Linked DNA regions of Homo sapiens: region 1 is linked to region 2. Evidence: chromatin loops called from intact Hi-C (ENCODE). Cell type or tissue: gastrocnemius medialis. All regions are shown on one strand. Links, peaks and the distances in the headings refer to the core of each region. The heading gives the core; the rest is flanking DNA. Region 1 overlaps LOC105374945 (a long non-coding RNA gene). Region 2 has its middle 400 kb from the start of JARID2-DT.

Region 1 (16,044 bases), core at 4,439-12,438, 87 kb before region 2:
CTGGACAGGAAAAATAAGTTCTAGTGTTCTACAGCACTGCAGAGTGACTATAATTAGCAATAATTTATTTTATATTTTCAAATACTTAGAAGAACAGATTTTTTAAAAATTAATTTTTTTTTTTTGAGACAAGATGTCTGTCTGTTGCCCAAGCTGGAGTATAGTGGCACAACCACAGCTCATTGCAAAATTGAACTCCTAGGCTCAAGTGTTCCTCCCATCTTAGCCTCCAAAGTAGCTAGGACTACAGGTGTGAGACACCACTTTGGCTAAAAAGAAGAGGCAGAGTCTCGCTATGTTATCCAGGCTAGTCTCAAACTCCTGGCCTCAAGCTGTCCTCCTGCCTCGGCCTCCCAAAGTGTTGGGATTACAGGCGTGAGCCACCATGAAGAGCAGATTTTTTAATGTTCCCAACACAAAGAGATGATGAACGTTTGAGGTAATGGATATACTAATTACTCTCATTCAATCATTACCCATTGTATACATTTTTTGAAATATCACATTGTACTCCATAAATATGTACAATTATGTTAATATCACATTGTACTCCATAAATGTGTACAGTTATCAAGTTAATATTTAAAAATGATAAAAAGTCTAATAATTAATTTAAAAAGAAAAAGAAAAGGCAAAAAAAAAAAGGCCCTAGAAAAAAATGTAACCACTAGTGCTGCCAATGCAGTGAGGAGATTTGATGAATATTGTTCTTAGAAAGACTAGAAGTTTCATGGGAGAAATTGAATATGAGAATTTATGAAGACCTGGGTATACACCCCTTTGGAATGTCAAAGTCTACTCTTTTTTTTTTTTTTTTTCAGATAGAGTCTTGCCCTGTCACCCAGGCTGGGGTGCAGTGGTGTGATCTCGGCTCACTGCAACCTCTGCCTCCTGGGTTCAAGCGATTCTCCTGCCTCAGGCTCCTGAGTAGCTGGGATTACAGGTGTGCGCCACCATGCCTGGCTAATTTTTTTGTTTTGTTTTGTTTTGTTTTGTTTTGTATTTTTAGTAGAGACAGGGTTTCACCACATTGGCCAGACTGGTCTGGAACTCCTGACCTCAGATGATCCACTTGCCTCGGCTTCCTCAAGTGCTGGGATTACAGGCACCTGCCACCATACCTGGCTAATTTTGTTTGTATTTTTAGTAGAGACAAGGTTTCACCATGTTGGCCAGGCTGGTCTCAAACTCCTGACCTCAGGTGATCCACCTGCCTCGGCCTCCTGAAGTGCTTAGATTACAGGTGTGAGCCACTGTGCCTGGCTGACAGATGAATTCTTTTGGGAGGCTCTGCTTTTAGGCAGCAGAGGGGAGTTTGGAAAAAATAAAATTAAACAAAAAGACTCTTCACAGGGACCCTTCAGTGGAACGCTGGGTCTCCCAATGTCACCAACACAAACCTGTGTTTACTGTGGTCAGGGAGACACCACTTAGTCACAGCTCTGACAGTGTCTCCGGAGTGGGTGGCAAGGTGGAAATGGATTGAGAAGCGGAAATTTAGTTTAAGGCATGTCTTTGCAGTGTGGAGGCTTGATTAGGATTGGGTAAGGATCATGATGCAATTGTCCAGGATTGATGGAAACAGTGAGGTGAGGATTCTGAGGTGAGGGGCTCAAACATTTTAGGGCTCACACCATCTGTTTTCTGTTTTCCATGGAAGAGTTAATGAGCCTTCTGGAAGTTCCTGTCATGGACAATCACGACAGTTACCACTAGAGTCTGCAGGAATGGGAAAATCATGCTAATGAGGATGATGGAGCAGTGAAGTCAAGTTCATGTTAGCTGGGGGTTTGTGGGAGGTGTGGTGGGGTCATTTTAGTCCTCAGCATCCAAAGCTATATGCTTAGTTAGAGGGTTTTGGTTCTCAGATTTCTCTGCAAGACTAAAAGAAAAAAGATCAATATATAGTAAACAAAAATGGATTCATGCTCGCCACACTACTGCTACTTTTTCTTTGACCTTAATAACCTATCATGGCTGCTCTTCCATGTCTTACAGCCAGGTCGAGGTCGCTCCTTTTAATCAGAGAATCATTGCAAAACTCCAATGTCCAAGTTGCTTTGTGGCTGGTGGCCCTATCTTCTGATTGCTTAGTTGAGACCGAACTGGCAAGGGAACAGGTTCTTAGGCCATGACGTCCACTGTCTTGCTTTTACTTTAAAACAAAACAAATAACCCTCTTCCAGATTCTTATGGCAATTTTCTCAAGGGGAAGAAAATCCAAATCTTCCCTGTCAGTCTGCACTTGGCTTGGGGGAGAGCAACTCCCTCACTGCTTTGTCCCCATGAAGCTGGCTGGGTCCTCTCTGCAGGTCTGAGAGCACAGGATGAGAATGTCAGAGGGTTGGGAGACTCAGAAGCTCAAGGTCACTTGGCCAACACCATAAAAGTCACCTGCCTGGCTGAACAGTCATTTGAGGAATATAGTTTTGAAGACACACTCCCACTTAAGGAGTGACTGACTGGGGGTTGAAATCCTCCCTGGTGTGCAACACAGTTTCTGAGCAATATTTTTATCTAATTTTTAAAAATATACAGGGGGTATCCTTTCCTTATGACTTTTCTCTGGTCACCCTGATGTGTGCGTTTTGCAAGCTTGGGTGTAATTATCCCTCCCATCCTGCCGAAGGGACCTGGGGTGTGCTCCCAGAGTTTTCTGGAAAGTTCAAGACAGATCATTTTGGCCGGGCATGGTGACTCACGCCTGTAATCCCAGTAATTTGGGAGGCCGAGGTGGGTGGATCACCTGAGGTCAGGGTTTCGAGACCAGCCTGGCCAACATGGCGAAAGCCTGTCTCTATTAAATATACAAAAATTAGCCGGTCGTGGTGGTAAACACATATAATCCCAGCTACTAGGGAGGCTGGGGCAGGAGAATCACTTGAACCCGGAGGCAGAGGTTGCAGTGAGCTGAGATCGTGCCACTGCACTCCGGCCTGGGTGATGGATCAAGACCCTGTCTCAAAACAAAACAAAACAAAACAAGCCACACACACACCTTTTAAGTCCAGCCACCAGGCCCCATTGCTTTTCCTCAATTGCCTCGGAACACCAAGCCCTCCCCCTCTGGCCTTCCCACCCTCAGCCTTGTTCTCCCCTCCCCTTAGCCCTTGGCACCCTTAAACTTTTTTCCACTTGCTATATTTCTTTCTTTCTTTTTTAAACAGGAACACAATATCTCTCCAAAGCAGGGTTTGCATGGCATGTAGTAGCAGCCGTTACAAAGAGAACAAGTAATTTCTTAGCCTTTCAGCGCTGCACTGCCTGTTTTTTTGTGAGTGGCCAGTGCACCTGTTGTGATAAGCAGTACTCCCTTCTCAAGCAATTTGAAAAGAGGGCAAACCCTGCACCCCACTCCCGCCCCCTTTCTTTTAAGTGGATGTTAATAATTTTAAGGGGGGTGGGGAGAGAAGACCCGTCCTGCGGATGGATTCTTTAGGCTGACACTCACAAGGCTCTCAGAGGCTGCAAAGAGAAGACAGTGCAGCCCTTGCTGGCTTCATCAGGGGCTGTGCCAGGCCAGGCTCAGTGAGACAGGCTAGATGGAAGTTGGCTTCCGTTTGGAAACGGAGGCTTTCCTTTCCTTGTTCTCTGTGGGCTGTTTTGGTTTATTTGTTCCATGGTTCTCTGAGCTTCTTTGTTTGACTCTGGCTGGTAAAGAGCCTGGAGGCTTTGGTGAAAAGAAGCTTCTCCCAGCAAAACACAGTTTGGCATAAGGAGAATAAAAGGCTTCCCTTTTTCCTAGGGTGGGTGAGTGGGAGGCATGCATATGGCCTCTTCTGGTTTTTTTCTTTTCTTTTCTTTTTTTTTCTTTTCGAAAGTCTATGAACCTCAAGCTGGCAAAAGGTGTTGGCCTGACAGGCTAGAGAGTGGAAATTCTCTGTTTGGCCCTGGAAAAGTGGCCCTCTGGCCTGTCATAGATAACACCATATCTCAGGGGACGAGGAGTCCAACATTCTGTGCATGAAGCTCCGGTGAAGTCACCTACACCCTCCCCTGCCTCGGTCTAGTCAAGACAGGGGGCCCTCTCTGTGAGCCTGAAGTTTCTCTGGGGTGCTGTGGCTGGCAGGCCCCCTGTGTGGAGCGCCTGGGAGGTGTTTGTGTGACAGCTGGAGGGAGCAGGCCTGGCCTGAGAGGGGACTAGGGCATGCCTCCCCAAATATACCACTTTGACAGAAGAATTGAGCTGGAGGGATTGAAAGAAAAAAATCTTTAGGCTGGGCATGGTGGCTCACACCTGTAATCCCAGCACTTTGACAGGCTGAGGCGGGAAGATCACTTGAGGCCGGGAGTTTGAGACCACCCTGGGCAGCATAGCAAGACCTTGTCTCTATTAAAAAAAAAAAAAACGAAAAGAAAGAAAAGAAATAAAAAGTCTTTTAAAACATTTAAGATAAATTCTTCGTCTTCTAGTTTTTCTTTTAACAGATGGGGGCTTGCTATATTGCCTAGGCTACTCTTGAATTTCTGGCCTCAAATGATCCTCCTGCCTCAGCCTCCTGAAGTGCTGAGATTACAGGTGTGAGCCACCGTGCTCAGTCCCCCCAAAATCTTTTATCTTCCAAAAGGCAGAGCCTCTCAAAAAAACTCAATTGTCATAAATCCCCTCCCAAGAGCAACTCAGTAATCTCTTCTCAGAGTCTAGAACTCAGCACCACACCCAAACAGATATTGTCATCAAACTCTCAAATCTCTCATCCATTCTCCTAGGAGCCCATTTCTCCTTCCAAAAGTCATTTGCTTTTCCATTAGTGCCCTCTCTCCCCAACCCTTCCTCCAGTAAGTTAGGTACATAGACCTCAAATTCTTTTTTTTTTTGAGACAGAGTCTTGCTGTGTCTCCCAGGCTGGAGTGCAATGGCGCAATCTTGACTCACTGCAACCTCCACCTCCCAGATTCAAGTGATTCTCCTGCCTCAGCCTCCTGAGTAGCTGGGACTACAGGCGCCCATCACCATGCCTGGCTAATTTTTGTATTTTTAGTAGAGACGGGGTTTCACCATGTTGGCCAGGCTGGTCTTGAACTCCTGACCTCAAACAATCCACCCACCTCGGCCTCCCAAAGTGCTGGGATTACAGGTGTGAGCCACGGTGCCTGGCCAGTAGACCCCAAATTCTAACCACCCCTGTGAGTTGCTCCTCACTGGGTGCTCTCATATGTAAGGAAGATGCACAGGTTTACAAACTCCTGTTGGTTTTTCTCTCATGAATCTGTCTTTTATCAGCTTAGTTTATAGGGCACTAGTCAATAACCTAGGAGGGTAGAGGTAAAAAGGTTTTCTTCCCATACACCTGTGTCCTTACTGAGACCTCTCTGTGGCTTGGGAAGTCTTTGAGAACACCAGACAGCAGGCAGCACAGCCCCTGGCTCCCAGTAACCTGCCAAAAAGATTTGGTGAGTCCAGGCATGGTGGCTCATGCCTGTAATCCCAGCACTTTGGGAGGCTGAGGCAGGTGGATCACCTGAGGTCAGGAGTTCAAGACCAGCCTTGCCAACGTAGTGAAACCCCGTCTCTACTAAAAATATAAAAATTAGCTGGGTGTGGTGGTGGGCGCCTGTAGTCCCAGCTACTCGGGAGGCTGAGGCAGGAGAATTGCTTGAACCAGGGAGGCGGAGGTTGCAGTGAGCTCAGACCATGACACTGCACTCCAGCCTAAGTAACAGAGTGAGACTCTGTCTCAAAACAAAAACAAAAACAAAAACAAAAAACTCAAAAACAAAAAACAACCCAAAAAGATTTGGTGAGTAAATAACAGAATATCTTACTCTGAGTGACAGCATTTAAATGCAAGTGGTCCTAACCAATCTGTGTATTAGTCACTCAGGGCTTCAGCTGAGATCTGTAGAGTGGGTGATGGGGTTTTGGAGGAGAGGAAAGGGCATTTTGGAGGGAGGGGTTGAGTCTCTGTGTGCAGGTCTTGCATTGTTGATTTAAGATGGGGTGTGGGGCCCAGTTGTATGCCTATTCAATGTATTAGTAATTCGTCAGCCACACCTAACTTTGTGGTTCTAGGTGTGTCTCTTCTAACCCACTCACTGGGCCAACCAGGGGCCAATCAGCCTTTTTCTTATCTGGTATTGGCACCAGGGAATTATAAGTCTTTAAAGCCAAGTGCTAAGTTTCCAGGGTTGGGGCCACTTGGCTACCTCCGGGAGGCTGTGATTTGAATCTTATATCTGATCTGCTATGGGTTCCTCCCCTGGCCATTCCCAGAAGGTAAACTTTCATCCTCTTCTGCTGACTTTTCCTTATGGTTTTGTCCTGCTCAACTGCCTGCCAGTGTCAACTCCTAATGCCTGCTTTCAGATATTTTGAAGAATGGGACTTCAACAGGGCTTTCTCCTATCCTGATCCAATTGATACGCAATCAGTTGATGTATTATTAAAGGATTTTACAGCTGCAAAGGGTTGGAGATCATCTTAAAGGGAGATTTCTGGGGTTAAAAGTTGACCTGGTACTGGCTGGGCGCGGTGGCTCATGCCTGTAATCCCAGCACTTTGGGAGGCCGAGGCAGGTGGATCACGAGGTCAGGAGATCAAGACTATCCTGGCTAACACGGTGAAACCCCGTCTCTACTAAAAATACAAAAAATTAGCCGGGCGAGGTGGTGAGTGCCTGTAGTCCCAGCTACTCGGGAGGCTGAGGCAGGAGAATAGCGTGAACCCGGGAGGCGGAGCTTGCGGTAAGCCGAGATCCCATGATGGCTCTCCAGCCTGGGCAACAGAGCGAGACTCCGTCTCAAAAGAAAAAACAAAAGACAAAAGTTGATCTGGTACTTATTTCAAAGAATACACGTCATTATTTCTAAATGGCCCTTGCATTTTACAAGAAAATGAATCTGTGCAGTGGTTATTGTGGAAGAGGATGTACCTTTCTTTTCCAAGTGCTTGGGGTGGATTACCTGTCCTGGGAAGACAGCTTAGGGTCTTCTGTTTGATAGCATCCAGCTTGGAGGGAAACTAGGGACCCCTTAACATGGGAGTCGGAGGTGACTGCAAGAGGTCACACCAGGAAATTAAATAATATACTAAATAGCACAGCAAGAAGGCAGTATCTTTCAATTCCCTTTTATGCCCACTGATTAGATCAGAGAGCCTCAGCTTAGTCCTAAAATGTCTTGAACACTTCTCTGACACCAATTCTTCTTCTCCTTTTCTATCGGCTTTCTCTTCTTCTTCCTCATCATCGTTCTTCTGGTAAGTAAAGAGGGAGCAATTCCCAGGCTCTCAGCTTTCAGGAGCTTGCTGGAATCTAGAACATTTTCTCCATTATGTTTATTTTTCTGGCTGCCTTGTGTTTATGGCAAGTGACATTGGTTTTTCCCTTCCCCATTAGTGTTCAAAATTTGTACTTAACATCAGAATATTTAAATATAAAATGTGAATTGATTTAAAGATGAAAGTGGCAGGTAGAATTGGATGTGGCACACATTTTGAAGGTGGTATGTGGATGACCATTTTTCCTGATTTTTCCCAATTCTAGTATCCTCTTGCCCATTAACCCATCCTTTTTTGAGAAGATTTCATGTCAGTTTCTTCTCTTTTGTTCTTATCTTCTTCACCACCACCTTCTGCTGCTGGGAGATTTCCAGTTTTTGTTGTTGTTGTTGTTGTTTTTTAGATAGGGTCTCCCTCTGCCACCCAGGCTGGAGTGCAGTGGTGGGATCATAGCTCACTGCGCCTTGACCTCCTGGGCTCAAGGGATCCTTCTACCTCAGCCTCCCAAGTAGCTGGGACCACAGGTGTGCCCCACAATGCCTGGCTAATTTCTTATTTTTTGTAGAGATGTGGTTCTCTCTATGTTGCCCAAGCTGGTCTTGAACTCCTGGCCTCAAGCAATCCTCCTGCCTCAGCCTCCCAAAGCTCTAAGATTACAGACCTGCGCCACCTCTCCTTTGCAGGCCACGCCCACTCTTTCTCTAGTTTGCCAGAGTGTTCAGGTGAGCAACAGGGACAGGAATATCAGCAGAGGCAGGCATGTCTCTTGCTTGTCTGATACTTTTTTTTTTTCCCCTGAGACAGAGCTTCGCTCTTGTTGCCCAGGCTGGAGTACAATGGCATGATCTCGGCTCACTGCAACCTCCGCCTCCTGGGTTCAAGCGATTCTCCTGCCTCAGCCTCCCGAGTAGCTGGGATTACAAGCGCCCACCACCATGCCCAGGTAATTTTTTGAATTTTTAGTAGAGATGGGATTTCACCATGTTGGCCAGGCTGGCCTTGAACTCCTGACCTCAGGTGATCCACCCGCTTCCGCCTCCCAAAGTGCTGGGATTACAGGTGTGAGCCACCGCGCCTGGCCGTCTGAATACTTTTAACATTTGTTTTTGCACTTCCAATTGGGGTGTGGAGTTCCTGTGCTTAACCTCTGGGCTTACTGTCTTAACTCCTCTCCTGGGTTGCCAGGCCTTACGGTGTTGTGTCCTGTTTAGCCCATCTCTGCATCTTGCACGGAGCCGAGGCCATTGTGAGTGCACAGGAGGTCCCTAATATTGGTTGTAAACTGATCACTATGGCATTTTAGCAATTGTCAGATTCATCTGGTCAATGTTGGCAGCCTCTGGCAATTAAAAGACAGGTGGAGGTTACACAGCCCATCCTCCACAGCCACAGCCTCATGGTCAGGTTGAAAGCCAAGTCTTTTTTTTTTTTTTTTTTGTAACGGAGTCTTGCTCTGTTGCCCAGGCTAGAGTGCAGTGGTGCGATCTCGGCTCACTGCAAGCTCCGCCTCCTGGGTTCATGCCATTCTCCTGCCTCAGCCTCCCGAGTAGCTGGGACTACAGGCGCCCACCACCACTCACGGCTATTTGTTTTTAGTAGACATGGGGTTTCACCGTGTTAGTCAGGATGGTCCCGATCTCCTGACCTCGTGATCCACCTGCCTTGGCCTCCCAAAGTGCTGGGATTACGGGCGTGAGCCACCGCACCCAGCCGAAAGCCAAGTCTTAGACCAAACATTGATGTACAGGTTCCTGTAGGTTGGTGATGTGGCACTCTTTGTCCTTTGGCACAGGGACAAGTACATTGCATCATAGGTTCATTCTGAAGTGACATTGTTGCCCTGTCTTGGAATCAGGTGACAATGTTCCCTGTGAATAGGGTGGCATAGGCCTCAGCAGGGTTGAAGGCCCACTATGTTGTTTTTAAAATTTTGAGATTAAGACTTACAGGATTCATATGCCTTATTCATATGGGGTGGTAGTACCTGAGCAATTTTTCTCTCAACCATATGTTGCACTGTAACCACTTCACAAAGGAAGAACAAAGTGTCATCTTTAATGCTAATAATGAAGCCTATGGTGTGGACTTTCTTTTTTTTTTTTTTTTTTTTTTTTTTTGAGATGGAGTCTTGCTCTGTCACCCGGGAGTGCAGTGGCGAGATCTTGGCTCACTGCAACCTCCGCCTCCTGGGTTCAAGAGATTCTCATGCCTCAGCCTCCTGTGTAGCTGGGATTACAGGCAGGTGCTACCAAGCCCGGCTAATTTTTATATTTTTAGTAGAGATGGGGTTTCATCATGCTGGCCAGGCTGGTCTCAAACTCCTGACCTCAAGTGATCTGCCTGCCTCTTAAAGTGCTGAGATTACAGGTGTGAGCCACTGTGCCCGGCCTCTTCATTGGGTTTTTTTTTAATGCACTCTTGTAGCACCTTTGGGGTATCTGTGATTGGTAAAGATCAAATGCTAACTATCTCTAGGGCACAGATTATAATTCACACACACACACACACACACACACACAAATATCACATTGTTAATAATGAAGTATTTTAGAGCAAATCACTACCCAGGCAATGTAAGATTTATGGAACTGAAGAATGTTGTTGGGCAGAGGCAGATGCCTATGTTTTATTTTTATTTTATTTATTTATTTTCGAGACCAATTCTTGCTCTATCGCCCAGGCTGGAGTGCAGTGGCGTGATCTTGGCTCACTGCAGCCTCCGCCTCCGGGTTCAAGTGATTCTCCTGTCTCAGCCTCCCGACTAGCTGGATTACAGGCGCCCACCACCATGCCTGGATAATTTTTGTATTTTTAGTAGAGACGGGGTTTCACCATGTTGGTCAGGCTGGTCTGGAACTCCTGACCTCAGGTGATCCACTAACCTCAGCCTCCCAAAGTGCTGGGATTATAGGCATGAGCCACCACGCCCGGCCAGATGGCTACGTTTTAGTTGCAGCTCTGCCTCCCTTAAAGGGGCTCTGTTTCTTCACAAGAATTGCTAAGATGACTTCTGCCAGCCCAACCAATGACAGATAGGTTCTCCCCATCGATTTCTTGGGAAATTTCCTTATCTGTGAAATGGGAATAGTAAGCGTACTTAAATATCAGGTTTTCTTCTTACCTTGAGGAGCTCATGAGATGTGTGTTAAATTGCCTGGTGAACGGTAAAAAGCCATTCTAATGTAGGTTATTTTCACTGTTATCACCAGGAAGACCAAATAGAAGCCAAAGATCAGGGGAACTGCTTCTTACCTGGGATAGAGAACTAAATCACTGGTATCTGCTAAAATCAGGAGTGAACTGAAGTCCTGTCTACCCTTCAATGGTGTTGAGTTAGGTCTGAGAAAGTAACCAGAAATCGAACATTTTCTGGTTCAGATGAAAATCTCTGTTCTGCTCTGAACTTTTATGTGTACTTCCAAGGCTTAATAGGCAGTATTATGAAGCATAGAGAAGAGATTCTTTATTAACACTAGCGTTGAAGATATGGATGACTGGTTTGTTTGTCAAGAGTAAGGTCATAACTCTGTAATCTGCTTTAGTCTGAGAGTTGGACCGATCCCATTTGGCTTACCCAATACCAGTGTGCTACTCTTTTTCTGCCTTCATATATTTCTGCCCACATTGCTTGACTTAAGAAAATATGCATTTGCCTGCTACACATGACTAGTGACTCTCCTATTGAATTAGATTCTCATAAGAAAGCAAAGAGGGAGTGAATGGGGGAGAGATGGAACACACTATATTTCTTTGAGACCAGTGCTTATTTTCTTGGCTGGCAAGTGCTTTTTTCTCACCTTTTGACATAATCCTAATGGTCCTATTAAAATACATTTAGCCTTCTCTCTCTTCTCCATCTGCCAGCACTCTGTGTCATTTGGTGGACGGCAGGCAGGTTTTAAGTTCCGAAAAGCAGAGAACAGACTAAGTATTGGAACAGGATCATATGTCTCCTGTTTTATTTTCAGAAACACACCCCTTCGCCCCCTTGTTTTATTGCTAAGTGTTGAGTTGCAGCTGGATCAGGAGAGGGTGGGACAGCAGGGAGACGTCTTTGCCTCTGAGGATTGTGTGATGCCAAGGAGGGTTTTCCAAGGAGTTCAAGGAGTCTCTTTCATTAGGAATCTTTTGAAGCAAAATATTCTGATGCTGTTATTTTTGGAAATTCCAATTTGGGCTTGTTTAGATGATTCCCAACATTCCTTCCATTGCTTTGAGTGGGTGATTTTTGTGGCTGTGTTTTGGGTTCAAGTTCACAAATAATGTGAGTGTGCCTCAGCCTTATACAGACTTTCTGCCAACAGAAAGAGCTGGAAAGAGCTAAGGCAGTTGCATATTAAGGGCAAATATAGCTCGTGTTCAGCGAACATGAACTGTGTTTGCTCATGCTCTTTGGATGAGCTCTTTGCCTAGTGGGGAGCAGTGGCAGCAGCTGGGGTGGGTAAGTGATACTGTGCTGCAGAGCCTCTGAAACTCCCTGTTCCATCACGGGCAGTGACATTCAATCCCTTCCAGGAAGCAACGTGAGCCCACCACAGCTGGCCAGAGGGAGCTTTCTCTTCTGGTTGGGAGGGGCGGGCTTTGGTCTTTAGAGCCTGACTATCACTGCCTGTGGAGAGCTTTGCATGCTGTCGGGTGGCAAGAACCGGTTGAGTGTCCTTCCTTCCCTTGCAGGGAGCTTCAGGAATGGAGCCCAGTTCTTAACTCAGGGATTTGGGCAGGGGTTTGGGATACTGAGAAAATGCCCATCACGTCAGGCTCCTGAGCAGAACTGGAGGAAGAACCTTTTGAGAATTGGCTGGTCTGGGGTGTGTGGGGGGAGGTTTCTAGACCAGAGGTGGGCCTGGGGGGCGGGAAGCTGGTGTGCTGACCTGCCTCAGGACAGAGGCTAACACACTGCCCTCCCTGATGTGTTCTGGAGCTCTGTTTTCAAAGTAGCGGTACTCAATGTACAGCTAAGGCTCTGTGTCCCCAGTAGCGCTGGACACCAGGATTTCTCAACCTCAGCGGTGCTATTGACATTTGGGATACAGAATTCATGGTGGTGGCGGTGGGGGCTGTCCTGTGCGTTGTAGGATGTTTAGCAGCATTCCTGGCCTCTATCCCCTGTATGCTGGTAGCACTTCCATTCCACTGCTACAACCAAAAATATCTCCAGACATTGCCAAACATCCCCTGGTGGGGCAAAATTGCCCGCAATTGAAAAACACTGCATTTTACAGAAAACAAAACACACTGCTCTCTTCCCCCACCCCCAACTCTGAATTTATATGTACTATTTAGGAAGAGAGCAGGTGGGAAGTCAGATAATATGTTTTTAATATTTGAATACCAGGCTCTTTTATTAGATTGAGGCTTACGAAACTGTCATTCTTTTTGGACGTCAACATGGTTGAATAAGGGCAATTTTGTATGGCTCAACTTAATACCAGCCCATGAAATCAGATTTGTACAAACCTCAGTCACAAGGGGCCTCAGGACAAGGTCATGACCTATGCTGTTTATTAAACACCTCGAGAAGCATCCTCTGCAAGGAATTGCATTAAGACGGGTGGGTGGGGTGAAGAGAGGGAGAGCTGGAGTGAGCCTGAGAACAGAGCCAAAAGCATTGAAGAATATGGAAGAGGAGAGGGGGGGACAGGGATAGTTTTACATGTCCCTGGCTGTGGGAAAGGAAGGTCGCAATCCTACTGGGGTCATAAAGCAGAAGGAGCCATTCAGGTATAGAGGGGAAGAGGGGAAAGGAGACCAAGAGATACAAAGGGACTAAGGCTGGGGGAGATGAACTTCAGAGTCTTAGAGCAAAAATGAACAGGAACTTACCTTCTTCCCTTTGTGATTTAAGAGGCAGAGGTTAAGTACAGGTATGAATCTGGAGGCAATTGGAGACTTGTCCTGGAGCTTTGGGAACAACCTGAGCGTGGTGTATTTTTGGAAAGAAGAGAGGAGCTGGGTATGGGCCCTGGGCATCTTTCCTTGCTGGCCTGGCCTCTCAGGAGCCTGCCCCTCTGGCTGGGTAGATGTAAGCCCCCCTCGAGCAGGTCTGGGGATACCTCCTCTCAGCCATGGCACTGACCTCTTTGTGTGTTGAATCGTTTGTGTTCCTATTTTTTTGTACATTGCCATCATGGCTATACTAAGACAAGTTCCTCAAAAAAGTTGTGTTCTTGGTTTTTTTCTTCCTTTCCTATTCTTTAATCCTTGCCTCTCTGGCATGTCTCAATATGCCCTTTCAAAAATTGGTGCACTAACACCTGTTTTTCCATTTCGTTACAAAGTTGTCTGCAACTTGATCAGCTAGGGGTCTTGTTTGGGGCAAGAAGGGTGATCGGGCAGTGGGAGCCAGGGAGGCTGGCTCTGGTGAGGCACAGGCCTTGGCAACTGTATAAGGAATGTGATGGCTCAGATAAATAGGGCCAGTCCCAAGATGGGAATCTCGTGAATTCACAGGCTACAGCAAATCTCAGAGATGCTCAGTTCTGCAGCTCCATTTCACAGGTGAAGGAATCCAGGCCCAGAACGACCTCCTGACTTGCTCACATCACACAGTTAGTACCAACGCTGAGCACGTAAATCTTTGGGCCTAAGCCCATGCTCTTTTCCCTGAATTACCCCAGTATGCTGTGGTGTGGCTAAGGGTCGAGAAGTTCCAGGGCCCCTCAGTCAGGAGTTTTAGCTCTCATATAAAGGAAAGGGCAGATGACTGCTGCTGTTACTTTTCTTTTGTAATTTGGTGCGTGCATTCAGTGGGCATGGGATGCAGGCTGGTCCAGTGCCTGCCAGGGGGAGTGACTCAGGAGTAGGCTGCCTGCTCCGGCCAGGAGCTCATTAGCAGGGCTGCACTCATTTGCAAACCAGGCAACACAGACCCGATAGCTTCCTGCAGTCCCCGGCTCAGACTCAATAAATATCTGCAGCATTTAGGTGGAAGGGAGGAAGCAAAATAAAGAAGAAACATACTCAGAGGGCGGTTCCTCCTGACTCATTTACGGTGTGAGTGGTTCCCTAGAACACACTTTGGATTTGGGTCAGTTTGCTTGGACTTTGTCAGAAAGCCGAAACTCAAGGAGAAGGGGCGTTCATGCACATCCTTATGCTCAGCAGCAGATTTACCAAGAAGCTAATGAAACACGCTTTGGGACCCTTCACTTGTATGGACCCCTTTCAAGTTCTCACAACTAATCTGTACTTATAATTTTGTAAACGCTTCGCATTTTAAAAACTGTAGATGCTTCCGGTCTTGCAAAATGTGGACTTGCTTCAGAAACCACAGCACGTGATAGGCCAGTATCTTACATGATTTCACTAAACCGACTGAGAAAAGGCACCAGGGTCACGAGTGCCCTAAGGAGCAGATGAATGGGAGAAGTAGAATATGTGCACCAGAAGCTGCATTTCTGCACAGGACCCTCCCATCCTAGCCCTGTTTAAACAAATGTCAGATCTGTCAAAGGAGGCAGTGAGAGTCCATTTGAATTTGGCTTCCTTTTTTTTTCACCTCTTCTTTCAACAGTGACATGGAGCAGAGGGTATAGTTGAGTAGGGCATCCAGCAGCAGGGATTAGGAAGAGGATTTAGGCTCTGCCGAGGCCTCTGAGGATGACCAAAGGAATCCTTGAAGGTTCCTAAAGCTGGAAACCAGCAAAGGCTGGGATGTTGTCACATAAGCCCCAGGGTGGAGACTTTACCTTACCGTGTCCTGTGTTCAAGGTGCACGGGGTCGCAGGTTTCAATTGTCTTCGAGGGCAACGAGGGGCCACGCTAGGGTTGCTTGAGAGCAGTTTTGCTTCCATTCATCCTCCCTTCCCCCTTCTCCCTCATTTGTACATGTGTAATTAGAGTGACCAGCCTGCTGGCCTGTTTACAAGGGGAGGAAGTCCCTCCTCCCACCGCTTTTGTGGTAGCTTTAAGTGGACTCTATTCTTCTGTGCTTCCTGCCTTGAAAGTGCTGACCAGGGTCACTCACAGGGCTGTTAAACAGCTGCTGCGCCTCACCCTGGCAGCAAACAAGGCCATTCCAGGCCCATCCATCAGCGTGGCTCGACAAGTGCTTTGGGATCTGCCTGGGTGAAAGATGGGAAGTGAGCGTGGGCGTGGCCCTGACGCGCGTCAACCTCCAGATCAAATTTGTCCCAGGCCCTGGTGTCCCCGACGCAGGGAGGAACAGAGACTGTGGGGAGAAACTTGGGCATCCCCATGTTGTCATCTGGGCAGTAGCCATGGCTACTTCTTTCTCATTCATTCTTTAAATATTAATTGATTGCCTGCTTAAGACTGCACAAAAGCCTGAATTGTCAACTGCTTTATTTCAATAGCTGACATTTGATTTAGTGGATGTAAAAAAGATTGCTTGGTTTTTTTTTTTTTTTTGAGACGGAGTCTCACTCTGTCACCCACCCTGGAGTACAGTGGTGCGATCTTGGCTGACTGCAACCTCTGTCTCCAGGGTTGAAACGATTCTCATGCCTCAGCCTCTCGAGAGCTGGGATTACAGGCACATGCCACCACACCTGGCTAATTTTTGTATTGTTAGTAGAGACACGGTTTCACCGTGTTGGCCAGGCTGGTCTCGAACTCCTAAGCTCAAGTGATCTGCCCGCCTTGGCCTTCCAAAGTGCTGGGGTTACAGGTGTGAACCACTGTGCCTGGCCAGAACTTTTAAATTTTTATTGATTTTTTATCTTTTCTTACCCTGCCAGGGTGCCTAACATCCAGCTCAAGGCTTTAGTTTTTTCAGTAGATGATTCCAAACTGCTGTCCCCCAAATATCACAAGTGATTCCTAGTTTTCTAACTGGAGAATCTCAGATTTCACTTGGTTACTCT
Region 2 (16,044 bases), core at 5,081-13,080:
CGTCTGAAACTAAGTATGGGACATACACTGAAAAAATGATTCACCATTGATCTGAAATTCAAATTTAACTGGGCATCCTGCATTTGCTCCATCTGGCAACTGTTCTAGAAGCGGATATAGCGTGGGCTCCAGGTGGCCCCATGCTTTGGCCTCTTGCCCCAGGGCTATAGGGGAGCTGGAATGGGGCTGAGAGAGCAGGGATCATGGAGCAGGGACCCTGGGTGCTAGGTCTAAGGGCTAAATGCTTAGAGATGATATGAGGAATAAACTGGATCACAAATATAAAGTGGTTCAATAAATGGTGGCTATTATTATGAATCTCTTCTGGGTGTGATAAATGGTCAATTTACCTTAGGATCTGAAAAACAATTGATTGGCCATGGGCTACTCAGAAAAGGATTCAAAAACTTATGTTTTTGTCCACAAATGGACATTTGGATGCACTGTACATTTATAGATGTCTTTTAGAATTCTTTCCACTCTTGTTTACTAGGCTTTTTTTTTTCATCATATATTGCATGGCCTATGAGCTTATCTGGGCCTCTGGTTCCCTGACTCCATTGTCTGCATTCAATTGTTGTGTGATAAAGGGGGGAACAGGTTTCTTCAGCATCCTACATTCAAATTCTGGGTCCCCTGGAGGGCTTCTGCCAGCTTTTGTTTTATGGAGCTCCACACACTTAATCTTTCTTGAATTGTTTCATGGGTGTCTGTAGAGTTTGCATTATTCACTCCAGAAGGGCAGGGACCTGCTTTTGTTCTGCATTCCCCAGCATTCAGATTTCAGGCTGGTGAGTTGCTGGTGTTTGTCTTTCAATAAACACTTGATTGATTAGGTGGATCACTAGAGGAGCTGGGCTCACTCCTAGGGAGCCCTGTTCCTGTATGTGGAATTTGTATGATGGGTGTGTGAATTTTGAAATGTACATGAGCCTCACCCATCATCATGAATTCACTTAATTAACAATTATTGAGCATGTTCTAGGTGCCAGGAACTGGGTTAGCCCCTGGGTTAGAAAGATAAACAGATAGTCTCTGCCTTCAAGGAGCTTGAAGTCAAATGTGGAGATATAAATCCAAATAATTGACAATAACATCATGCTGTGTTGGAAGAATGGAGAAATTCAGGGCTAGGAGAAGTCTGGACTGGCCAAAAACACATGGGCATCCTAGGCAGACATAATTTGACATTCCTCAAACTGATATTCTTTAAATGTATGTTCAACATATAATCAATTTTAATGTAGAGAAAAGGATTTTCTATTAAGAAAACTTATGTACCTTCTTCTTCTTGATTTTAATAAGGAATTTATGACACACTGAATATACATAAGCAGTTTAACCTTTTTTATTTATTTATTTATTTTTTTGAGAAGGAGTCTCACTCTGTCGCCCAGGCTGGAGTGCTGTGGTGTGATCTCTGCTCACTGCAATCTCCGCCTCCCAGGTTCAAGCGATTCTCCTGCCTCAGCCTCCTGAGTAGCTGGAACTACAGCCACCCGCCACCATGGCCAGCTAATTTTTATATTTTTAGTAAAGATGAGGTCTCACCATGTTGGCCAGGCTGGTCTTGAACTCCTGACTTCAAACAATCTCCCCGCCTCGGCCTCCCAAAGTGCTGGGATTACAGGCATGAACCACTGCACCCAGCCCAGTTTAACCTTTTGGAAATTGCAATTTTTGAAGCAGACAACTTTTGGGGAGGCATATTAAAGTAGTTAAGATTTATATGGTAATATGACCCATGCTTTCCTAGTAACTACTGCCCTACCATGAGTTGTTTTGTTTAAGCATCTTTTGCAAGTTCCAACTATGACTTCAGGCAACTGGCTCAGAAATGGCCTGTGGTGGTTTAGAGCAATCTTTCATGTCCAGGGCAAAAATACTCATGATGAGAGATAGGCCAGTGAGGAAGTAGAATGATTTCATGTTGGAACATTGTTGACTTCAATAGTCATTATTAATTTACATGCCACCTGTTACAGAAAGCGTTGACTGTGGGAACCTGAGTTAAGTGGCATCATCTGTTTAATTTATGCCATTGATGTTTCAGCATCTCATGTTGGTTGGTTTCCTGGGCAGATGCCCTTCTCCTCTGCTGTGTATTCCGGCTCGAGGGTGGAAGCCTGGAAGTCAGTCTGAGGGGAGAAAGTATTGGAGCTGAAACTTGAAGCCTAAATTAAATTTTTCCTGGAGGGGTGAAGTGGGAGGGAATAGCCTTCTGGTTTAGGGATTAGCACAAGAAAAGTACGAAGGCAGGGAAGACTATGGCGAGTTTGGATACTTCTAAGCCGACCGGTATTTGCAGATCACCAAGTGTATGATATGGTTAGAGAACAGGAGATGAGGCTGGACGAACAGCCCAGAGCCAGAACTCAAGATAGCCAAATATGAGTTTCCCTTCGGCCAAGGATGGAAGTTTTTCCCTTCAGTTTAGGCAATACAGAGTGAGCCAACGATAATTTTTTTCTTTTTTTTACAAACACATAACACTGTTCCCTCAATATTTCACTATGAAAATTTTCAAAAACACAGACAAATTCAGAAAGAAGGACAATTAACACTATATATCCACCACCTACATTTTGCTATTAGTGTCTTGCTCTCTTTGTTTCTGCAGCTTTCAAAATGTGGCCTGCAGGCCCTGGAGACCTTGAGACACTTTCAGCTGATCTTTGAGGTCGAAATAATTTTCATAATAATGCTAAAATGTTAAGTGTCCTTTTTTTTGTCACGTTGCTATTTGCACTGATGGGGCAAAAGTGAGGGTAGGTAAAACTGTGGTACCTCAGCAGGAACCGAGTCAGTGGCACCCGCCGTACCACCAGTCCTGGTATTATTCTTTACTGCCACTCAGTTGTAGGCTAAGAAATATCAGTTTCAATTCAGAGTGTCCCTGATAAAGCATTACAAGTTATTTTTTATTCATTTATTTATTTTTTGAGACGGAGTTTCGCTCTTGTTGCCCAGGCTGGAATGCAATGGCGCGATCTCAGCTCACCGCAACCTCCACCTCCCAGGTTCAAGCAATTCTCCTGCCTCAGCCTCCCGAGTAGCTGGGATTACAGGCACGCACCACCACGCCCGGCTAATTTTGTATTTTTAGTGGAGATGGGTTTCTCCATGTTGAGGCTGGTCTGGAACGCCTGACCTCAGGTGATCCGCCCGCCTTGGCCTCCCAAAGTGCTGGGATTACAGGCGTGAGCTACCATGCCCGGCCGAAGCATTACAAGTTATTAATTTATAATCTCAACTCTTGAGTGCATAACTTTTGAATCTTTTGGGTGATGAAATGAGAACCGTGCATAAAGCACTGCTACTCCATATTGAAATACAATGGCTATCTCGAGACAAGTCCTTGTGTGACTGCCTGAATTGATAGCTGAACTGGCAGCCTTTTTCATGGAACATCAATTTTCATTCGAAAGAATGACTATGTTCATTTCCTAGGGTTGCTGCAACAAATGGCCACAGCCTTGGTGCTTTAAGATAACAGAAATTTATTCCCTCACAGTTCTGGAGGTCCCAAGTCCAAAATCAAGGTGCTGGGAGGGCCCTGCTCCCTCTTGAGCACCTGGGGTAGAATCTGTCCTTTCCTCTTGTGGCTTCTGGTGGTGATGGGCATGCTTTGGCGGTCCTTGTCTTGTGGCTGCATCACTTCAGTCTCTGCCTCCGTCTTCACATGATCTTCTCGTCTTTGTGTCTCTGTGTCTTCTCCTCTTCTGTGTGTCTCAAATCTCTTTCTGCCTCTCTTATAAGGGACTTGTCATTGGATTTAGGACCCACCTGGCTAATCCAGGATAAGCCCCTTTCCTCAAGATCCTTAACTTCATCACTTCTTGGGCCTTAAAAGGTAACATGCACAGGTCCCAGGGATTGGGAAGTGAATACATCTTTGGGGTGTTAGAGGTGGTAGTGCATGTTTTTCTGCTTATCACAATGACAGATAAGCTATAGTTATCCAACCTAGGGTATTTGCCAAATATTTTCTTAGAAATGAACAAAGTGAACCTATCACTTCAAGGGAAGCAATGGACATTTTTGTTGCCAATTAGAAAGTTCCAGCTTTCAAATAAAAAGTGGGATTTTGGAAAACTTGTATTTACCACCATGAACTTGCCAGTTTCTCAATATTTGAATACTTATCTGATAAGAATGTTGCTGATACAAAATGTATGGGATTTAAAAAAAGTGTACATATATATGTCTTCTTTAACAAAATGTGTCAACTTTTGGAAGTTCTGCATAACTCAGTGAATCAATATTTTACAAACGATCAGTGCTTAATGGTATAAAATCATGAGTAGATAAAAATCTATTTACAGTGCAAGATAGACCAATGGATTATAATATACTAGAGTATGAACAGTTTACTGATAAGGTTTCAGATTTTACACTGAAACTAACTTTCAAGAAACTATCACTTTCACAGTTTTGGTTAATATAAAAAAGGAATCTTCACAATTATCTGAAAATACTATTACAATTCTCTTCCCTTTACCCAGCACAAAGGCTGCGCGAGTGAGTTTTCCTCATTTACTTCAACCAAAACAGCATATCACAAAAGATAGAATGAAGAAGTAAATACAAGAATCCAGCTGTCTTTATTAAGCCAGACATTAAAGAGCTTTATTTGCAAAAATATAAAGCATTACCACTGTTGTTGCTATTTTTTTTTCATTTGGAAGATATGGTTATTTTTCATAAAATGTATTTTTGTTTTGTTTTGTTTTGTTTTGTTGAGACCAAGTCTCACTCTATCAGCCAGGCTGGAGTACAGTGGTGCGATCTCAGCTCACTGCAACCTCTGCCTCCCGGGTTCAAGCAATTCTCGTGCCTCAGCCTCCCGAGAAGCTGGGATTACAGGCACCCACCACCACGCCTGGCTAATTTTTGTATTTTTAGTAGAGGCGGGGTTTCGCCATGTTGGCCAGGGTGGTCTCAAACTCCAGACCTCAAGTGATTCACCCACCTCGGCCTCCCAAAGTGCTGGGATTACAGGAGTGAGCCACTGCGCCCGGCCAAAATCTGTGTGTGTTTTTAAAATAACATGTAGTGTTTTTGTTTTTGTTTTTATTTTTGTTTTTCAGCAATGTAATAAATATTTTAACAACTTCATCAGTTTAATTTACATTACGGTAAAACTGACAGATACAATTCACCAAATGAAAGCCCTTTGAGGTCCTCAATAGGTTTTAAGTATGTAAAAGGGTCCCCAAACCAGAAAGTCTGAAAACTGCTGTTGAATGAATTTAGACGGCAGTGGGAGTCAAGGCTATGGGACTCTGGATGAACTCTGTGGAGACTGAGGAGGCGCCGCTCACGTGCTACGTGGCAGGAAAGAGGAATGAAGGGCAGAAAGGGCACCGAGCGTGGGGAGGGGCCGTGTAGCGGGACCACGGGATTGTGGTTGGGAAGTAATGGGAAATTGAAGGCCCAGGCTGCGTGGGGTCAGGTTGTGAAGGTGTGTGAATCTGACATGCAGGATTCACCGGGAGGTGTGGGAGAGTACTGATGCTTCTGCGAAGGGGGCGCGGGCAGCCGGTGGGGGAGGCTTGGGATCGGCGGGGGAGGCAGAGCCTGTCCTGAGGCTATAGCTCTGGCTCAAGCATGGGTAATAAGGATCACGCCTGAGTCAGTGTTGAAGAATTGTGAGACTATGAAAGATTGAATACATGGAACAGACATTTTGCGGGAAAAAAAAAAAAAAAACACAACCGTACATGATAAACGGTGATAAAAGGGGTGAGGGAAAGCAATGGGACCAAGGTAAAGTTGCTGTCATTGCGTAGCAGCAATAATACGACATCTGAACATCTGAAGCTGTCTTTCCAACTGTCAGACTAGAAAAAAAAATCTATTCATTCCCCATTCTTTCACCTTCCTTAATTCTATTTTTTTTTTTTTTTTTTTTTGAGGCGGAGTCTCGTTCTCGCCCAGGCTGGAGTGCAGTGGCACGATCTCGGCTCACTGCAAGCTCCGCCTCCCGGGTTCACACCATTCTACTGCCTCAGCCTCCCGAGTAGCTGGGACTACAGGCGCGTGCCACCATGCCCGGCTAATTTTTTGTATTTTTTAGTAGAGACGGGGTTTCACCATGTTAGCCAGGATGGTCTCGATCTCCTGACCTCGTGATCCACCCGCCTCGGCCTCCCAAAGTGCTGGGATTACAGGCGTGAGCCACCGTGTCTGGCCAACTTCTTTAATTCTAAAGATGAATTGTGTAATGTTCACACTGATTGGCCAAATTTTTGGTTAGGACCAGAGTCCCACTCTTTGGAATAATCAGCAAAAAGTTTTGCTAAACAAAGTGGTATTTACACCAAAATTCAGAAGATATATTCTGGTCTAGAGGCATGAAAGAGCCAGGTCAGTTCACTAAGTGAAGATGGACTTTCTCAGAAAAGAATGCAGACCAAGGGAAAAGAAGAGGGTCCCATTGCTTTCAGAAAAGTGGAGGGCATGGGCTTGGTCTAGGGACATTGCTACCATGGCAGAGTGAACATGGCTGAGGACCACAGGCTGTGTACTACTCCATTATTCTCCCATTCTCCACCAATGGCTGTGCCACAGCCTCTTTGGTGACCAACAGCTTCTTAGTTATATTACCTCTTGAAGAGTGTACGTTACTTGAAACTCTCTTTTTTGGTTCCTCTGTCATCACTTTTTCTTGGTTTTCTTGATACTTCTCAGAACAATATTTTTGACTCCCTACAGGGCTCCTTTTCTCTCTATCCCTTCCTTCTTTTCCTTTCTTTCCTTTTCTTTTCTTTCTTTCTTTTTTGACAGGGTCCCACTCTGTCACTCAGCCTGGAGTGCAGGGGCACGATCATGGCTCACTGCAGCCTCTACCTCCTGGGCTCAATCCATCCTCCCACCTCAGTCTCCTGAGTAGCTAGGACCACAAGGTACATGCCACCATGCCTTGCTAATTTTTTTTTTTTTTTTGGATGGAGTTTTGCTTTTGTTACCCAGGCTGGAGTGCAGTAGTGCAATCTTGGCTTAGTGCAACCTCCACCTTCTGGGTTCAAGCGATTGTCCTGCCTCAGCCTCCCAAGTAGCTGGGATTACAGATGCCTGCCACCACACCCAGCTAATTTTTTGTATTTTTAGTAGAGACGGGGTTTCATCATGTTGGCCAGGCTGGTCTCGGACTCCTGACTTCAGGTGATCTGCCTGCCTCGGCCTCCCAAAGTGCTGGGATTACAGGCATGAGCCACCATGCCTGGCCTTTTTTGCATTTTTTGTCAAAGTCTCACTGTGTTGCCCAGGCTGGTCTTGAACTCCTGTGCTCAAGTGATCCTCCTGTCTCGGCCTCCCAACGTGTTGGGATTACAGGCAAGAGCCACCATGTCCATTGTTTCTCAACCCTTTAATCTTTTTTTTTTTTGGAATTCCATCCTTGGTTTTGTTTCCTACTCACTCTATTCTCTCTTCCTAAGTGATCTTATTCACTGGATGGTTTTAATTACTGGAAAATAAATTCTATGTGGGTTGAGATTTTATCTTCTTCACAGCTATATTTCCAGCACCCAGAAGAGTACCTAGTGTATCGTGGGTGCTCAGTAAAGAGTTTTTAAGAGGTTGAATGAATTGCCATTCATAGGCACAATCTAAATGTAACCCTAATAAAACCTAGTTGCCTTGAGTCCAGCTTAACACAGTGCAAATTAAAAGGAAACATAAATTTGACTACAGAATAAAGTATTTGTGAGTGCAGATGGGTAGAGCCTTTCTGGAAGGCAATCTGGCAATTCTTAGTTAAAATAAGTATGTGTACACTCTATGACTCAGTACTCACTTTCCTACTTATAAATCACAGAAAAAAAAATCTCCTATGGGTCTATAAAAGAACATGAATGAGGATGTTCATTCCAGTGTTATTTGTGGAAAAGAGAGTTGGAAGCAATTTGAACATCCTTCACTGAGGAATGTCAAATGAAATGTGGCAGATGTATAATAGGGACACCATGAAGCAATCGGAAGCAACTGGAATGAATAGCATGTAAACACAGCAGCACACATCAACCTCGAAAACATTGTTTCGTGGGATGAGGTAAGAAACATAATGCTCTCTTTTGCACAATGTCACTTACGTAAATTTAAAACATGCACAGCGGGTCGGGTGTGGGTGTGGTGGCTCACGCCTGTAATCCTAGCACTTTGGGAGGGCAAGGTGGGCGGATTGCTTGAGGTCAAGAGTTTGAGAACAGCTTGGCCAACATGGTGAAACCTCATCTCTACTAAAAATAGAAAAATTAGCTGGGTGTGATGACACATGCCTGTAATGCCAGCTACTCGGGAGGCTGAGGCAGGAGAATCACTTGGACCCAGGAGGCAGAGAGGTTGCAGTGAGCCTAGATTGCACCACTGCACTTCAGCCTGGGCAACAGAGCCAAACTCCATCTCAAGACCAGCCAGGCCAACATGATGAAACCCCATCTCTACTAGAAAAAAAAAAATACAAAAATTACCTAGACGTGGTGGCAGGTGCCTGTAGTCCCAGCTACTCGGGAGGCTGAGGCAGGAGAATTGCTTGAACTTGGGAAGCGGAGGTTGCAGTGAGCCAAGATCGCACCATTGCACTCCAGCCTGAGCAACAAAAGCAAAACTCCTCCTCAAGAAAACAAAAACAAAAAAACACAGAGCTGCAGAAAATATTCTAGCTCATGGTTTGAGTGCTATTTACATAGGTGTATACATACATGTAAATTCAACAAGCTGCATACTTAAGGTTATTTTGCTTTACTGTATCCATGTTATACCTGAATAAAAAATTAAAAAGTGCACATGAAATATTATATATAAGAAAAATTAACGAAATAGAAGGATACACATCAAACACATTAGAAAATGGCTTGTAGTGGGGAGGATGGAGATAAAAGGGAATGAATGAATAAATAAGTTAAAGAATTTCTTTTTAAAAATCAAAAATGGAGTTTTGCATGAACCAACATGAGAATGTGCCCTGGACTGAGAAGTCTGAGGTCTCTTCCATATATTTCATCTATTTGTCTATGAGTCTATCTATGGAATTATCTACACATTTTGTTGATGGTTCCCCAAACCATCCACAGCCCTACTCTCTTGTCTCAAGTCCAATTCTACATCTCCTGTTGCCTGTTAGGCACCCCGAACTGGAAGCTCTTGATTTGTGTCTTAAACACTAAAAACAGAACAAAACAAAACAAAACAAACAAAACCCCAAACCAAAAACACAACGTTAACTTCCTTGAGAGATGGTCTTTGCCAGCATATTGAAATCCTGCTTACTGCAGGAATCTAGGCATCTCTCCATATGCTCTAGGTTGGAGCAAAATTTTAGACCAGCAGCACCGGCATCACCTGAAAGCTTATCAGTAATGCAACATCTTAGGCCCCACCCCAGACTTACTGAATCACAACTCTTTTTTTTTTTTTTTTTTTTTTTTCTGAGACGGAGTCTCGGTCTGTCGCCCAGGCTGGAGTGCAGTGGCGCAATCTCTGCTCACTGCAAGCTCCGCCTCCCAGGTTCACACCATTCTCCTGCCTCAGCCTCCAAAGTAGCTGGGACTACAGGCGCCCGCCACCACGCCGGCTAATTTTTTTTTTTTTTGTATTTTTAGTAGAGACGGGGTTTCACCGTGTTAGCCAGGATGGTCTCGATTTCCTGACCTCGTGATCCTCCTGCCTCGGCCTCCCAAAGTGCTGGGATTACAGGCGTGAGCCACCGCGTCCGGCCCACAACTCTCTTTTTAACAAGATTATAGGTGATTTGTTGTACACGAAACCTTGAGAAGCACTGCCCTGTTTCTTGTTGTACTTTCTTAACTGAATGCAGACTACTGGGTAGAAAGAAGTGGAGACTCCTTCTGGCAATACCTAAGTGGGGTTAAAGACATGCTGTATTCAGGCTTTGTATGCCAGGATCTGTTAGATGAAGAGTGAGCATCCAGAGTTCTAGCCTCTTCTTGGGCGAGTGTCCTTGGAGAGGCCATTCCTCATTATGCATTTCAATAGCACTCTATATTAACAAAGCACTTCTCCATCAATTTATTAGTGATTCTCTCTCAAATTCTCTGCATCATCTTTCCAAGCAATAAATCGTGGTGTATTTTCTTTGTAACCCATAAGTGGTCGATAAGTAAACAAATGGGTTGAAAAGGTAACATAGCAGAAAAGTGTTTCAATTTTCCTTCATCCGTCCTCCATGCATCACTTAGGGAGAAACCAAGTGTTCAGAGACTCCATCTGTATTTAGAATATCATTCTAAACGGAGAGAAGGAGGGAATAACTTTATGTTACATTATAGAAACCATTAGTTTAATAACTTTAGACAGGTTTGAAGAGGTGGTCTGTCAATTCAATGGCATTAGCTAAACTGAAGCCCGACGTCAAAAAAATTAAGCTAATGCTTTCCACTTTCTGACTGTATGTATACCATTACTGAGCTACAGTGTTGGCACAGAGATTAAGTCTATTCTGTGTTAGTTTATAGGCTGCCTCAGTTTGAGTTGGGCATAAAATAAAACAATGAATATGTACTCCTATTTTTCTCCTGTATAAATTGACTCTTGAAACAGCTTTCTCCTTGCCCAGAGTAAGGGCAGTGGGTGGCTATGAAATCCTCTCTATCTGCATGCATTCGTCTCCGGAAATCTCTTTAAGCTCTCTACTTTTCTCTGTCTTGCTTCTCTGCAGTTCTCTGCCAGACACCTTTAGCTTAGTGTTTCAGACCTCCCTTTCTAGTGTCTTCTTTTATCAGAGACATGGGCTTCGCTTCCCTGTTGCTTCATATCCACAGCCTCAATCAAGCCTCATACAAACCAGGCTTCTCATTTCCCTCTCCAGCTCCAGAGTAACAGCCCTGGCAGGCAGCCTGAGGAGCCTGGGGTCCACTCCCTCCTAGCAGGGGTCAGATACCCCCATTCATGCCAGTCATTGCCAACTTCTTAGGATAACCCAAGATAAGAAGCAGAATATGCAGACCTGTGATTTCATGGTCAACCTGTCAATTTCTGAGATGGTGACACTCTCATAGTCAATGTTTGACTCCTACAATAAAAAGATTTCCATCAAGACAAAATAAAGAAGCAGCAAACACTGGCCCAATGAGAAAGCTACCTGTTTATATCATTAAAAAAAATTGGCTTGATTCAGGTGCAAAGACAAGTTGCAGTAGCTAAATAAAACCAACGTGAGTGTAGATGAGGAAAAAACAAAAGGAGAGAGAGTGGATCGGAAAGAGACAATCTTCTGGTGGGCAACATCAAAGAACCCGCTGACCCCATCAGAATTTCACGAGTGCCGTGCCAGCACTCAGTAAGGAAAAGCAATTATTTTAAGAAAATCTATTTGAGGGTAACACCGTCATTATCCTTTTAATGGTACTGCTCTAACAATCCAGTTACAGTAGGCTTTAAAAAATAAGAAGTGCTCCTTTTGCCAATACAATTAAGGCATTTTGGAGAGGCAGATGGTATTAGTTCAGCTTATAGAGGCTTTTCTTGCCATGTCTAGAAAAGAACATTTTTGCAAGTGCAGTATGGTGCAGTAGCCAAGTCCAATATAGGTGTGCACAGCCAATGATTGTAGTGGTCTACCAAGAAAAAAAATAAATAAATAAATAAAACGCCAGTGCAAATGGAGCTTCTTCTAGGCGTCAGACAAATCTGTTTTCCATCAGTGGAGAATGAAGTGGAAAACTGCTGTGCTTTCCAAATAACAAGAGAAGAGATAACTTTTGGAAAACTAACAAGAAGTTTCCCTGCATGTAATAAATCAGTTGCCCCGAAACTGGGTTACTTCTCTTTCTCTGCCTAGGGCAAGTACTTTTGTGTGACATTAGGTGATTCAAAAGGGCTTTAAGTTTAGCTAATTAAAGGAACTTGGAGAGGGAGCTGGAGAAGCAGGAGCAGACAATTGAAAAGGTTAAAGGTTTCGTCCACATCCATTAATCACCTGAAATCCAAAATGAACCCATAGAATACTACTCTTGAAACTCTGTGAGGTCCTGAAGGCATGTGTTTCTTTGGAAGCTTTGCTATACATCTGCTATTAATAGGCCAGAACAATTAGAAATAGTCTCCCTCCAGCAACATGCAAATAACTCCCTTTTTCGATTAACTAGGGCAGAAAGAAGCAAAAGTAGAAAAGTGAGAGAAATTGAAAACTACATTGCCCTAAAATTTTGTACTCACACATCAATCCCAATTTGGTGGTAAAAGTGGAGATCGGTTTTGTTTTATCCAGATAACCCCATTACACACAAAGGAAATCTACTGATAAGGAATGATACCTTTGAAGTGGTAGGGCTGGAATTTTCATACAACTGTGTTGAAAACCAAAACCTTTCTCCTTACTGTAAAATGCTTTGTGAAGGGTGCTGGGGGGGATCTTTATTAACTAACTCTGGATGATGTTGAGCTACTCACTCTTTTTTGGCTTTAGATTCTTCAGCTGTAAGATGTAAAGATGTAGTAAGACATCTCCGTCACATTCAAGCTCTTACTTTCTATATGACCATGCGTGCAGTCAGTACATGACCCATATGTTTATAGAAGTGCATGTCTAACCAGGGAGATCACACATCCACACAATGAAAACTGTCAACATAAAGCAATGCATTTTAGGTGTCAACTTATTAGTACAGGTATTAATTTATGTATAATCCAGGTGCTCCACTCTTAAGGCAAATTCGTCCATGACCCTGCATCCTCCTGTAATATGTACACTGTACCTCTCTCCTTCCTCTCATAGCCAGGTTTCTAGAACCATTAGTCTTCATGTGCTATCTCCATGACCTCATCTGTCATTCAATCCTCAACCCACTGAAATTTGGCTTCCATTTTCCCAGCTCCAGGAAAACTGTTTTCCACCAGGGTCACCATCCACCTCCAAGTTGCCAAATCCTATAGACTCCTTTCAATCCCACCCCTCTCTTGCCTTCTCAGCATTTTGTACTGTTGACAAGTTCCTGTTCTTGAAACTGTTTCCTTCCTTTGTTTCCAAGACCCCATTCTTCCCTGTTCTCCTCCTTCCTCACCAACTGCTTTTTCTCAAGGTTCTTTTATCGGTACCTTTTCCCTACCTGCCCTTTAAATCCAGGCACTGCTTTAAGCTGTTTTTGGCCCTGATCACAAACTCTCCCTCTCTAGACAAAAACTTTTTATGCCCTGTAAATGCTGCTGAATCTCCAATGTGTATCTCTATTTGAGATCTCTCTATCCCATAGTTTATATCTGGATGTCTCATGAGTACCCCAAAATTATATCCAAAATTCATCTTACACCCTCCCCCCTATATGTTTCACTACCTAAAGTCAGTTCCTAACTAAATGTACAGCCTCACATTTTACCTGTTGTTCAAGGTAGAAATTTGGAAGTTACTGTGAATTCCTCTCCCTCCCTCATCCTGCCCCTGCCATGTCTAATCAGTTATTAAGAGCTGTCAATTCTCCTATCTGTTTGTCCCTTTCTCTCTCCCTGTTCCATCCTCGCCCTGGTCCAGGCCCTCATCTTCTCTCTCTGAACCCTTTGCAATGGCCCCCCACCTGTTCCCCGCCTCTAAGCCTTTCTCATGCCTGTCATCTTCCCTACTGGCATTGGGTTCTTTCCCACATCTGAATTTGATCATGTCACTCCCTGCTCAAATTCTTTGTTGCATTGAATTCTGTTGATGCTATGCATGCTGATATGTTCAGAGGTAAGTCTGCAATTTATTTTGAAATCCACCAAGAAAATAAGATGGATTGATGGATGGATCAAGGAGCTGATAAACAGAAAGATGTGTTATAAGCTAGAGTACTCCCTCATCGCTCCTAAGACAGGTACCAGTCAAAGGAACCTCTCTGCCAATATTTTGGCATAAACACATGGAGGATATCATATCACTTCTATTTAGCCTTTTGTTGGAGCTCAAAATAATGACAAAGAATACAAGAGAGTGAATCAGGATATAGAAACTAACATAGCTATACCTTCAATGATAGACGTTTTGAAAAATAACAGATTGAAATGGACTTTCCTGAGGCATTAGTAGTTCACCTACATGCCTGAAAGGAGGTCTCCCCTCTCTATTTTTCTTCATATATGGGATTAAAACAGAAGTAACCTTGAGGCAATTTCCATTTGGGTAGAGAGTAAAGTGATAGATTATTTTGTCAATAGTAAGCTGTTAACATTTCTCTACGAAGGAAAAAAAAATTGTCCAAGGATGGTGGCTCATGCCTGTAATCCTAGCACTTTGGGAGGTCAAGGTGGGTGGATCACTTGAGGTCAGGAGTTCGAGACCAGCCTGGCCAACATGGTGAAAGCCCATCTCTACTAAAAATACAAAAATTAGCTGGGCATGCCTGTAATCCCAGCTACTCGGGAGGCTGAGGCAGGATAATTGCTTGAACTCAGGAGGTGGAGGTTGCAGTGAGCTGAGATCATGCTACTGCACTCCAGCCTGGGTGACAGAGTGAAACTCCATCTCAACAACAAAAAAATATATAAAAAATTAGCTGGTCATGGTGGCAAATGCTTGCAATCCTAGCTACTTGGGAGGCTGAGATGGGACGATTGCGTGAGCCCAGGAGTTCGAGGCTGCAGTGAACTATGATTACACCACTGCACTCCAGCCTGGGTGACAGAGAGAGACCCTCTCTTAAAACAAAGCAAAACAAAACAAAACAAAACAAAACAAAAATAACTAAGTTCAATAGATGTTTAAAAAGAATTCAGAGAAGCTCTACTAAGAAACACTGCCTAGCTTTCAAGCTTTGGAATTAGCTGTGAAACCATTTCATAATAAGGCCTTTTTGTGACCTCAATAGATAAACACCTTTGGATGGTGTCTATGACACTCTTTGGATGGTGTCTATGACACTCTTTTATACAAAATCTTACCCTTTAAAAAATAGTAATACAGTGAGAGCCCAGTGTAAAGTTAAGAACTATTTTTTTTTGCAACTAATGCAATGCTAGAGTTATTATAATATCTAAAAATAAGGAAGGATTTATTCCACATTGTACACTTCGGTTGTAATCTGGAACTATTTTGTCACAAGAAATCGGAACCATGCATATCCTAGTTCCAAGCATAATTTGGCATTATTTTATTATGTGTGGTTCCAATATCTTGGAGTGAAATAAGTCCAGTTTGTTTCCCATGAATCCAATGCCGAATAATCTTTCCAAAGGGGTTTGGCTTCAGGGAGTATGCCAAGGAACATACATGGTTAGGGATATTGCAAGAGGGAGATGGGTCATTATTACTGAGTTGATCATTATGAATACGAAGTGGACTTGCAAATCAGTTTTTCATCACAACTTGACTTTAGGTACCATTTTAACTGTGTGAAAACTTTTTCTTTGGGTGTCCAAAACACATAAAGCAAAACCAAAAATAAGACAACCTTTTCCCCCCCATTTTTGATGTCAGCATGAAATATGTACTGTAGGAACATTTGAGAAAAATACTCTTAAGCAAGTCTTCTTATGAAGATGTAGACAAAGATGTATTTTTACCAAATGTCAAAATTATGTTGTCAAGTTTGATATGCAATGCCACAAAAATGAGTCTATTGCATAGATTTCCATGGTAGCAGTTCTCTGTGGGAAGGAGTATATTTGGTAAGGGAAATGGTTCACAATCAAAGTATTATTGCTTTGGGGGCAAGGAGGATGCTTGCCATTCAGAATAATACAGCAGCAAAACATACTGATAAATTTTTAGTTATGTACCGCATTGTTAATAGCAAGTGTCAACCATATTTTGCATTCTATTATAAACTTCAGCCTTAGACTCATGAAACTGAAAGGAAACCTATGAGCTTGGCAGGACCAAAATAAAACCAAGAATTCATAGATCTTCTGGAGAATTAACTCCACCAATAATGTGTGAGGTTTAGTTATGAGATGAACTACCAACAGTGAAAACTATTCTACTCTGGTTGAAACAGCCTGTCTTTAACATTGGGCATATTTTACCATCTACCTAGATTAGAGGAACCCAAATCCCCACACCAACTTCCAGTCATCACATCGATTGGCTTCCATAACTTTATGCAAAAAGCATGG

What was found. Peaks named below come from ENCODE experiments on the same cell type or tissue, not always from the same donor. Only the 100,000 strongest peaks of a DNase experiment are listed, where the experiment ranks them.
Region 1: a loop joins it to region 2, with 8 times the contacts of the local background. A loop is called at or near these places in 2 of 110 quality-filtered maps.

The regions. Positions count from the first base shown.
Region 1 is chr6:14,920,561-14,936,604 of GRCh38, reverse strand. The region is part of intron 2 of LOC105374945 (a long non-coding RNA gene); the gene reads left to right. Among named protein-coding and RNA genes, the nearest start is that of JARID2-DT, 320 kb to the left of the region's middle. RefSeq lists a silencer at 5,781-5,981. In gastrocnemius medialis, for the core only: no CTCF peak of the experiment used is centred there; DNase peaks (open chromatin) are centred at 9,014, 11,704 and 12,184; H3K4me3 peaks cover 652 bases; H3K27ac peaks cover 4,111 bases.
Region 2 is chr6:14,834,093-14,850,136 of GRCh38, reverse strand. No RefSeq gene overlaps it. Among named protein-coding and RNA genes, the nearest start is that of JARID2-DT, 400 kb to the left of the region's middle. RefSeq lists a silencer at 5,305-5,599. In gastrocnemius medialis, for the core only: no CTCF peak of the experiment used is centred there; a DNase peak (open chromatin) is centred at 8,146.